2 separate regions of the Homo sapiens genome follow, and region 1 is linked to region 2. Evidence: read pairs that join two places in POLR2A ChIA-PET (ENCODE). Cell type or tissue: A673. All regions are shown on one strand. Region 1 overlaps INPP4B (inositol polyphosphate-4-phosphatase type II B). Region 2 overlaps INPP4B (inositol polyphosphate-4-phosphatase type II B).

The links. ChIA-PET counts read pairs that join two places held together with the same protein. Peaks named below come from ENCODE experiments on the same cell type or tissue, not always from the same donor. Only the 100,000 strongest peaks of a DNase experiment are listed, where the experiment ranks them.
Region 1: POLR2A ChIA-PET joins it to region 2 with 5 read pairs; 9 of 35 experiments call an interaction of 5 or more read pairs at or near these places.

Annotation. Positions count from the first base shown.
Region 1 is chr4:142,398,777-142,403,776 of GRCh38, reverse strand. INPP4B (inositol polyphosphate-4-phosphatase type II B) reads left to right here. Exons shown (of 26, transcript NM_001101669.3): 7 at 723-839. Among named protein-coding and RNA genes, the nearest start is that of INPP4B, 450 kb to the left of the region's middle. In A673, no CTCF peak of the experiment used is centred here; a DNase peak (open chromatin) is centred at 616; H3K4me3 peaks cover 800 bases; H3K27ac peaks cover 2,854 bases.
Region 2 is chr4:142,331,891-142,336,890 of GRCh38, reverse strand. The region is part of intron 7 of INPP4B (inositol polyphosphate-4-phosphatase type II B); the gene reads left to right. Among named protein-coding and RNA genes, the nearest start is that of INPP4B, 510 kb to the left of the region's middle. In A673, no CTCF peak of the experiment used is centred here; no DNase peak of the experiment used is centred here.

The DNA of each region.
Region 1 (5,000 bases), 67 kb before region 2:
GGGCTTCCAGAAATTTCCATAGACAATTAGTTTATAGAACTCTAGCAAACATCTCCATGATATTCGGCAATATATATGTATAAAATTTAATGCTGGATGTCAGCTCTAAAAATGAATTCTGAGGCATTGAAATATCCTGTGCACTGCATCCTGAGCTAGTAATTTTATAGCCTCAAATCCATCATATTTAGAGTTTCTTTCATTAGTTTTCAAGTGATTCTGAGGAAAAAAAAAATCATAGCTGAACATCTAAAAACAAATGGACACTATCAGAGCATGATTTTCAATTGAATCATTACAGAAAGGAAATAAATGGAAGCATAAGATTACCACATGGTTCTTTCGGAGAAAATAGCTTCATTTTAATTTGATGAGTCAATATCTTAGATTATTTGCATAAATTACAAGTTATATTTATTAAGTGTATTTTAAATTAACTAACCCTAAAGAAGGGTTCTGTAGATAATAAAAATAAACTTTTTCAAGGCAGCTCTGACAATGATGCAGGTTCATTTACTATCAGCAGTTGTATCACTTCCTTAAGGCCCTGGGCCATGTTGTTGCCCAAGAGCAGGATTTGACAATTCAGATCTCTTCTAATAGAACTATTTCCTTGAAAAACAGACTCAGGCACACTTTCTGCATTCTCATGTGTCACTTGCGTGCTGCCAACTACAGTTGCTGCCTTATTGAATCAAAGTTGTCTGCTTGTGCTGTTACAGGGAACAAGGGACCCACTGTTTTTGACTGGTGTCACATTCCCATCTGAGTATCCCATCTATGAGGAGACCAAAATAAAACTAACAGTCTATGATGTCAAGGATAAGTCTCATGACACCGTAAGTACTGGTACTTCTTTCTTTCTTTGGGAAAAAGTTATGCTTTTCCACACGATTGGATTTTTTGTGTAACTGACATTTTTCAAAGAGGATATTTGCACCGTGTTCATGATTGTCTTATGTTTATCGTTTGTTGTTTTTTTCCCAAATATGTTTGTCTCGTTGCCAAATTGGCAATTGGTTAGGAGCAAAAGTTTTTGGAACAGATTTTTCTTTTTCAGGAGAGCTGACTTGATCTTTTGGTTTACATTTTGTTGTTGTTGTTTTCAGCAGAGTGGTAATATTGTGGGTAGAAAGCAAATGGAAATTAGGCAATATTTAAAACTTTCTTGATAGTGTAATTATTCTAAAATAGGGGATTGACAAAGTGCTCTACTTTTACAATGTATTGCATACCGTATAGAGAGAAACTGACTACATTTTTCTTGATGTTGTTACTGGCACCAAAGCAAACAGAAGGTAATTGGAAACAGTAGGAAGAAACGTTAACTGCTCTCTTTTCAAGAAGGCCAGGCAAAATCCCAGTGGTCTTTTGTCCTAAATTCTTCAATCTTCCTAACTGGTCTGCATATTCCTCCAATTGCATCATCCTTCCTGGTTAGGCACTATAGAGGACACTCTTAAAATTCTTGGACAGGAGAAAATGCTATTGGGGAGGTAATGAAAAGGGGAAGGCAGTTCTCTCCTTTAAATTTCTTCCATTAGCATGAATTTGTATGTGTCTTCAAGGCAGGGAGCTATGAGAGACTTGAAGGTCAATATTGTAGCATGAGGCAGTAAACTCTTTAATGGCAGGTGGACCAGTGGGTTCCAGGAGAGTTCTGGTTGAAGCTAAGGGATGCTGCTGGACCTGGGGAATCCCACAGTGCCTTGTATAGGGAAAATGTCACTTTGAACTCTGCCCTCACTTCGGCATTTCTGTTTTGCTCATGACTTTCTCTTCTTTCCATTCTTTACCACAAAACTTAGTCTAATAGTGGGAACATTTAATGGAAAAAAATATTCTATATTGAAGGGATTTCTATGCATCTTAGCCCCAGAAAAGTTCATTTCTTTAAAATTGCAGAACAAAGACTCAAGTAAATGCACAGCATATGTACATGGAAACAAAACAGTTGTGGCTATCTGGTACAATTCTTAAGAAGGCAGATTCTGAGCCATATTTTCTGATTCCGTTCCATATACTGGCTTTGGGAGAGGAAATTCTTGGTTCCCTTGTTTCATCTTTTAAAATATTTACCTAATGGGATTGTTGTAAGGATTAAATTAATTAATATACGTAAAGTGTTACTGACTGTTACAGAGTAATTAATAAGGGTAAGTTACTGCTATTATTGCTGTTATTGTTTTGGCAGCTGCCTCATGCTTTCTTATAAATAGTAAAAATCAATTAAGGGAGTATTAACCAAAATAATTTTCTATATTTACTAATTTTGTTTTTTCTCAAGTGACCCTACATTTGCTGTTTATTACTTCTTTGAACAAAAAAGGTAAAAATTTGGGTTAAAACTGGCAACTGAAAAATATTTGCCTGGGAGTTTTGTCTTTTCCTTTCCAACTTCTTTGGTTTTTGAGGTAATGTGAAAAAGGAGTAGACTGCAGCTGGGATATTTAGACCAGCTTTGATAAATTATGCCCAGAGCTCTCACCCACGGTTTTTTGTTGCTGTTTTTGTTTTCAACCTTTTGCCAGAGGAGAGAGAGAAGTGGAGGAAAAGGTGAAAGAATCATAAAGTTGGGGAGGAGGGAGATATAGTTCAAGTGGAAGGTGGGAGTGGGTGATGCAACTGTGCAGAGAAATGATCAGGACAAAAGGAAAAGCAGAGGAGAAACTATAGGATTTTACGTTCTGCAAAGCCGCTGATTAAATTTAATTCTCCAACAGTCCGAAGACATAGGGTGGGGCATGGAAAGGGCTGAGTTATAGGAACACTGTGCTACAGAAGTGAAAATGTTGCCCCTAAATTCTTGGGTTTGTGAAGTATTTAGAAGTATCAGAGTTAGAAATATTACATGCCAAATGTGTTTCTATCTCCTTCAATCTCCTTCATTTAAAATGTGCATGAATGTTAATGCTTTGGAGATAGACAACTAATGTACTCATTAATTATGCTTTTTGTTGACTTTAGTTCTGGAAACTAATTATTTGGGGTCTTTTAAAGACTTTCTTCCTTGATCAGAGGTGTTATGGCGTAAAAGTATGGAATGAACTGGAACCCCTACTGTGAAGTAAGACTTGTGAAATTTGAACATACTTAAGAAATACACCCAGATTGCATTTATCAAGCACTGTTGATTAAGGCATAACCTCTTCCTTAACATAGCTTTGGTGATGGAAGTGTACATAGAAACACAGTAGATTAATATGCTAATAGTTCCTATGGACATGTGGTCTTTATCTTTGCCCCTTTCTTTCATTTCTTAAGTTTTTCTTTAAAGTGAATGATGGAGGAAGGCAGCAAGTGGCTTAAAGTACAGCTTATAATTATAAGCACTTAACCTAAATATATTAAGATCATAATATTCTAAAGGCATAAGAGATGAGATGGTGAATATTTGTATGTTTTGGAAGGTTAATAAATTGTGTGCATGTGTTTTAAGATAGTTTAAATATTTGGTCCTAGCAAACCATTGATCATACTAGACTGATTCAGGACGATCAGATCTTCTATATTGGTTGAATACTAATTAGTTGAGTCAGATGACTAAATTGCTTGTGTTTTCCTATTGAGCTTATTACTTGGAGATAACCGGTGAAATAAACACGTTACTTTGCCATTTCATATCATTTGCATACATATTTGTACTAGATGTTTTTAAAGAGAAATGATGGCCTTTTCTCTGTGCTCTTGATGCAGATGTTACCTCACTAACTAGTTGTTCTTGTGCTCCTCTAAAAAACTGGATCTAGGATTGATTATCTTAGTAACTTCAGCAGAAATGCAATTAATCATCATAACAAATGAGAAGAGTCTAACTGTTGATTCAGCATAACTATTGTTTCCTTCTACTACATCCTTCATCCTTCCCATTCACTGCCATAAGTTGGCAGACGGATACAGAATGCTTAGCAGGTGGGGGAGGGGTGGGGCATATGGAGTGAAGGGTCTTTATGTATTAGTATTAGAGTGATCTTTTGATTATTTTCCTCACTATAAGGAAATTATTTCCTCAGGATGAGCTGCCATAACATTCCACTGTCTGATGGCAATTTTAAAGCCTGAAATTGAAGCCCATGGCTAGGCTATGAGAACCCTAGTTCGTATAGTAAAGTTGATATCTTCTGGATGTATACTAATTTTAGGCTTTATTTTAAAACTGCTGGAAACTGAAACTTAGACAAAAGTATTTTCAGGACATCATTTACAATGTTTAGCCCTAAAGAGTCAAGCTGTGGGATTCTGAGTCTTTCATATGTTACAGCAGAAACTTAAAAGCAAGAGGAAATTGGCTGGGCACAGTGGCTCTGTAATCCCAGCACTTTGGGAGGCTGAGGTGGGTGGATCATGAGGTCAAGAGATTGAGACCATCCTAGCCAACATGGTGAAACCCCATCTCTACTAAAAATACAAAAATTAGCTGGGCGTGGTGGCACACGCCTGTAATCCCAGCTAGTCAGGAGGCTGAGGCAGGAGAATATCTTGAACTTGGGAGGCAGAGGTTGCAGTGAGCCAAGATTACATCACTGCACTCCAGCCTGGTGACAGAGCGAGACTCCGACTCAAAAAAAAAAAAAAAAAAAAAAAAAAGCAAAAGGAAATTTAGAAAGGAAAAGAACATCACCATAAAACTTTGTCTCTTTTTCCCATTCATCCCATGCAACATGGTGCTGTGGAAGATATTGATGAGTAAGCCTCTTCCAACACCCTCTGAGGACAGCCATCAAATCTGCAAACATATATTAGGTCACAAAATTATTTTTATTTTTGCCCATGGTAGAAATTTGAATTTCTACTCTATTTTGCAGAAGTATACATTGACACCCCTCTTTTTGCTCTGAAAGTAATAAATGTTTGTGGTACCATCAGCTTGTTAAATTCTTTGCTTATAGGACAGAAACTGGTATCCAGTAGACACCGAGCGTTTCTCAGGGAAGGATGTAGTCCTAAGACATTTTTTTACTGCCAGTTACTAGCAACCCTGTATTTGAAACTTTCAGAAA
Region 2 (5,000 bases):
CTAGTTTGCCAATCAAGTTGCATTTTTTTCTAAAGGAAATGTTGACACAGGATCCTTTCAGTGCCACTTGGCCAACCAGAAATCTCTGTGGCTGGCCAGTGGCGCCTCTGCCTGGGGCCTTGTTCAGCTCTGTGCTCACTGCTGGGCTTTCTCTGCCCACTTGGCCTGCTGCAGCCCGTGACTGGGCCCAACGTGCTACAATTGGCTTCCGCCTTGGGCACCAGCATCTGGACGAGGAGGGGAATCACAGCCATGCCCAAAACTCAAGAGATTCCAGCAACTGCGAAGCCCCAGGGGGTGTTATTTCTCTCTCTTCTTCCCCCAACCCCTGGTGTGGCAAATAGTGGGGGCATATTACAGCTTGTTCATGTTACAGCTCACGTTTGTTCCTGCCTCCTGCAGGGCAGTGAACAGAAACGTGTTTGGTCCCGCCACCCGTGGCTTGGCGGATAGGGGCATGTTACAGCTCTGGCTCAAGGAGTCCTAAGGTCTGGGCCTCCAGAAGTGTGACTGCTCTTTTTGCTCCCTCTGCCTGCAGCACAGTGAACAGAGGTGTGTGGCCCCCAGCGGTATTTTCTCCCCCACTACCCCTCAAGTGGGAGGGAGGGTTACAGTATTACAGCTCCTTTTGTTCCTGCCATGTGGCAGGTTCCAGGCTCTTGTCTCATATCCAAGAGGAATGAGGTACATGGACAACAGAGAGTGAGCAAGGCAGAGAAGAATTTTATTAAGCAACAGAAGAAAAGCTGTCAGTGGGGAGGGAACCCGAGAGTGGGTAGCCCTCTGTGTGAGAGGGAGCCCAAAAGCAGATAGTCCAATGGGTAGCTGAGTCTGGGGTTTTTATGGGATCAGAATGGAGGAATGCATGCTGATTGGTCCATGGGCAGGCCTGGAAAAAGCACCATTTGATTGTCTAAGAGACACCACGGAAGTTCTCACTAGGTCGTGGACTGTACCAGAACCTCAGCCTGGTTTTCAGGCTTCAGGCTGTCTTTTTGCTTAAGTTTGGGTTTCACTGGTGACCTGCCCTTGTCTGGCGAGGAATTTGTCTGTCTCCTGCCACTATCAGTGGTTACACATTGGTGTTACTTTGTGTTTATTCATTAAACTCTACCTATGTGAGTATGCAGGTTTCTTTCTGATAAAAATAAATCAACCATTTTTAAAAGTCAACTGACTAAAAGTTAACTGACTTTCCTCTATGTTCTGCCCTTTGATGATTGACTCTGCCTATCTCCTAAGGGTGCTTAGTGTCACTGTTTTTAAATTTCAGATTGCATTTTATTATTTGAGAATCTAGCTGTAAGTAATTTAACAGGAAATGTGAATATATGTAAATATCCATTAGACTTGCACCAGTATTTCTTCCCCTCTGGTACTTAGGAAGCAAAGACATCCTTAAGGTATACATGGGAGATTTGGGGTTATGAGGAGTAAAATAAATGCTGGTATTAATGGCTAAATTCTAAAAGATAAGATAATTGAGGGAGTATAATGAAAAGTAAACCCAAGGTATTTTGGACTAGAAAAATAACAGGACCAGAACTGACGTTAGAGAAGAAAAGCATCCTCCACCCCAAGTAAATATTAGGAATCAGTTAACTAGATTTTTGTTGTTGTTGTTGTTATTGCAAGTTTTAATCTGAGTCACTATTAATAAAGAAAATGGGAGAAGTGAAGAAGCTCTCATGGAAATGGTGAAATTCCTTTCTTTTTATAACTCCTCCAGCTGCTTTGGGAATTTGTGGATACTCAGACTTTTTTTTTTTTTTTTTTTTTTTTCATTTTTCCCAGGAAGTAGCAGACAGAGCATTAAGCAGCCTGCTGAGTTATAGGCTTTATTCTTAGGAGGTCTTAGAAGGCCAGAATTCTAGCTGGCTTTCAGGGGAGTGTTTGCCCCAGATGTAGATGCTCCCTAATAGATTTATCCTTTCACTATTTAAAAGTAGCTCACCATCAACACATGAAAAGGCAACCTATAGAACTGGAAAAATATTTGCAAACCATGTATCTGATAAGTGGCTAATATATAAAATATGTAAAGAACAACTCAATAGCAAAACAATAAAAAATAAAAAACAACAACAACAAATAATTCAGTTCAAGAAAGGGCAAAGGACCCGAACAGACATTTATCCAAAGAAGACATAGAAATGGCCAAAGGTATAGAAAAAATTGCCTAGCTTCACTGACAACAGGGAAATGCAAATTAAATCCACAATGAGATATTACCTCACACCTGTTAAATTGGCTATTATCAAAAAGACATGAGATAACAAGTGTTGGCAAGGGTGTGGAGAATAGGGAACCCTGTGTACTCTTACTGGGAATATAAATTGGCCAGCCAATATGGAAAACAGTATGGGGGTTCCTCAAAAATTTAAAAATAGAACTACCATATGACCCAGCAATTCCACTTCTGGGTATATATCCAAAGGGAACAAAGTCAGTATCTCAAGGAGATCTCTTCATGCCCATGTTCATTGCAGCATTATTCACAATACCCAAAACCCAAGACAGGGAAACAATCCGAGTATCCTCTGATGGATGAATTAATAAGGAAATTGTGAGAGAGCTATATACACATATGTACACATACATACAAGTATATGTATTTGTGTGTATCATACAAGTATATGTATGTGTGTATATGTGCGTGTATACATATATATGGTGAAATATTATTCAGGCAAAGAAAAGTAAGAAATTCTGTCATTTGCAACAAAATGGATGAACCTTGAGGGCATTATGCTAAGTCAGACAGAGAAAGACAAATACTTTATGTTCTCACATGCGGAATCTAAAAAAGTCAAACTCATAGAAACAGAACAGAATTAGAATGGTATTTGGCAGGGGCTGAGGGGAGGAGGAAATGGGAAGATGATGATCAAAGGGTACAGACTTTCAGTTATAAATAAGTTCTGGGGATCAAATGTGCAGCATAGTGAAAATAGCTAACAATACTATATTGTATAATTAAATGTTATTAGGAGAGTAGATCTTGAATGCTCTCATCGCACACACAAAAAGGTAACTAAGGTGATGGACAGGTTAAATAGCTGGTTCGTGGTAATCATTGCACAGTGTATACATACATCAAAACCTCAAGTTGTGCACAGTAACTGTATTTAATTTTTATTGTCAATTATACCTCAATAAAGCTGGAAAAAAAATGAACTCATTGGACCAACTGAGTTAATGTAGTCCAATACAAAAAAAACAAAAATAAAAAATAGTTGAATTCAGTACCTGTAATAAAGACAAGACCATCCAGTTAACTTACACTGTTGAATTATATGATATTTATCTACAAGTCTTTCTTTCCTTGTATATATGAGAACCCTATTTTGCTATAACATCATAACATATAGGTAATATATTGTAACAAAATATACTATTATTTTTCCTTTTTAATTTCTGCAAAACAGAATATGAGAGATAAAAGCGAGAAAGGAAAGATTTGGTCTTTTAGAAAACATTCCTTCGTTTTCAACGAATGCATCAATTGTTTCAGGCTTCTCTGACTTTAATGTACTTAGGGATCACCTAAGGATTTTATGAAATGAGGATTCTAATTCTGAATTCTAATCCAGTGGTCTGGGGCAGGACTTAAGAGTCTGCATTACTAACAAGCTCCCAAATGATTCCAGTGCTGCTGATACAACAATCTCGTTTTAAGGATCAGGAAAAGAGAGAACAAAGCATATGACCCCAACTAATTAAACCAGACAAGACTCACGTGGCCCCTGCTCAGCACCTGTGATCGGAGTGGGTCCTAGATTGGCTCTTCCATGTAATCTGTCTCTGTTTTATATATTTTCATTGCAATTGCATGTCTGCGGTTTTAGAAGGTTTTTTTTTTGTTTTTTTTTTTTTTTTTGAGACGGAGTCTTGCTCTGTCGCCCAGGCTGGAGTGCAGTGGCGCGATCTCGGCTTACTACAAGCTCCGCCTCCTGGGTTCACGCCATTCTCCTGCCTCAGCCTCCCACGTAGCTGGGACTATAGGCACCCGCCACCACGCCTGGCCTTTTTTTTTTTTTTTTAATTTTTAGTAGAGACGGGATTTCGCCTTGTTAGCCAGGTTGGTCTCGATCTCCTGACCTCGTGATCAGCCCTTCTTGGCCTCCCAAAGTGCTGGGATTACAGGCGTGAGCCACTGCGCAGGGCCCCATTTTAGAAGGTTTTAAACAAGAAAGCATTGTCTAGGCACAGATCTGTTATGATCTAATTGTGAGACTTGGGACCAGTCATTTAACCACCAATAGCCTCAGTTTTCTTAACTTTACATGAAAATGGTTAAATTAAATTACTTTTAAAGGTTTATCTAGCTCAAACACCCCTTTTCCTTTTTTAAGCAACTTTTTTTTTAACTATATATGCTTTTTTTTCCCCCTTTAATAAGTGTACTCATTTCTCAAGGACATTGAGAACTATTTCTCTCTTGCTTTATAAAAGCCTTTAATGCTTTTCTATCCCATTGCTGTTTTCATGAATATTGATATGCCCATGAAGGCTACTAACTTAATTATTATTACAAAATCTGTACTAAATGTCTAGCTGTAGTTACCTCCACCTTTGGTTTTATTTTAAACGGAAAATAAAGCCAAGAATAAAGGGTCTCATTATAGTGTCATATATTTTTTCTTTTTTAAAAAATAAAATCATCTGAGGTCCCTGAAACATGGTATAATATAAGCACAGATTGTCATGTTAAATAGCTTGGTTTGGAATAAGCTATGAAATAAAAATTATGCAAGACAGCTGTACTAAAAATTAGCTTTTCTTAAGAAGGCTACATTGTCTGTATGGAAAATACACTTAAGGAAACCTCTATTGGCTTAATTGGAGCACATTTTTAAAATTCCTTAATGGATGATTTTCCAAGTTTAGACTTCAACACAGAAACCCTGGTTATGAGCCTATTTATGGGTCAGGGGATGCACTGACAACCTTAGGTTTTCCCCCTCCACCCCCCACCCCCCCAGCTTTGTGGTACATTC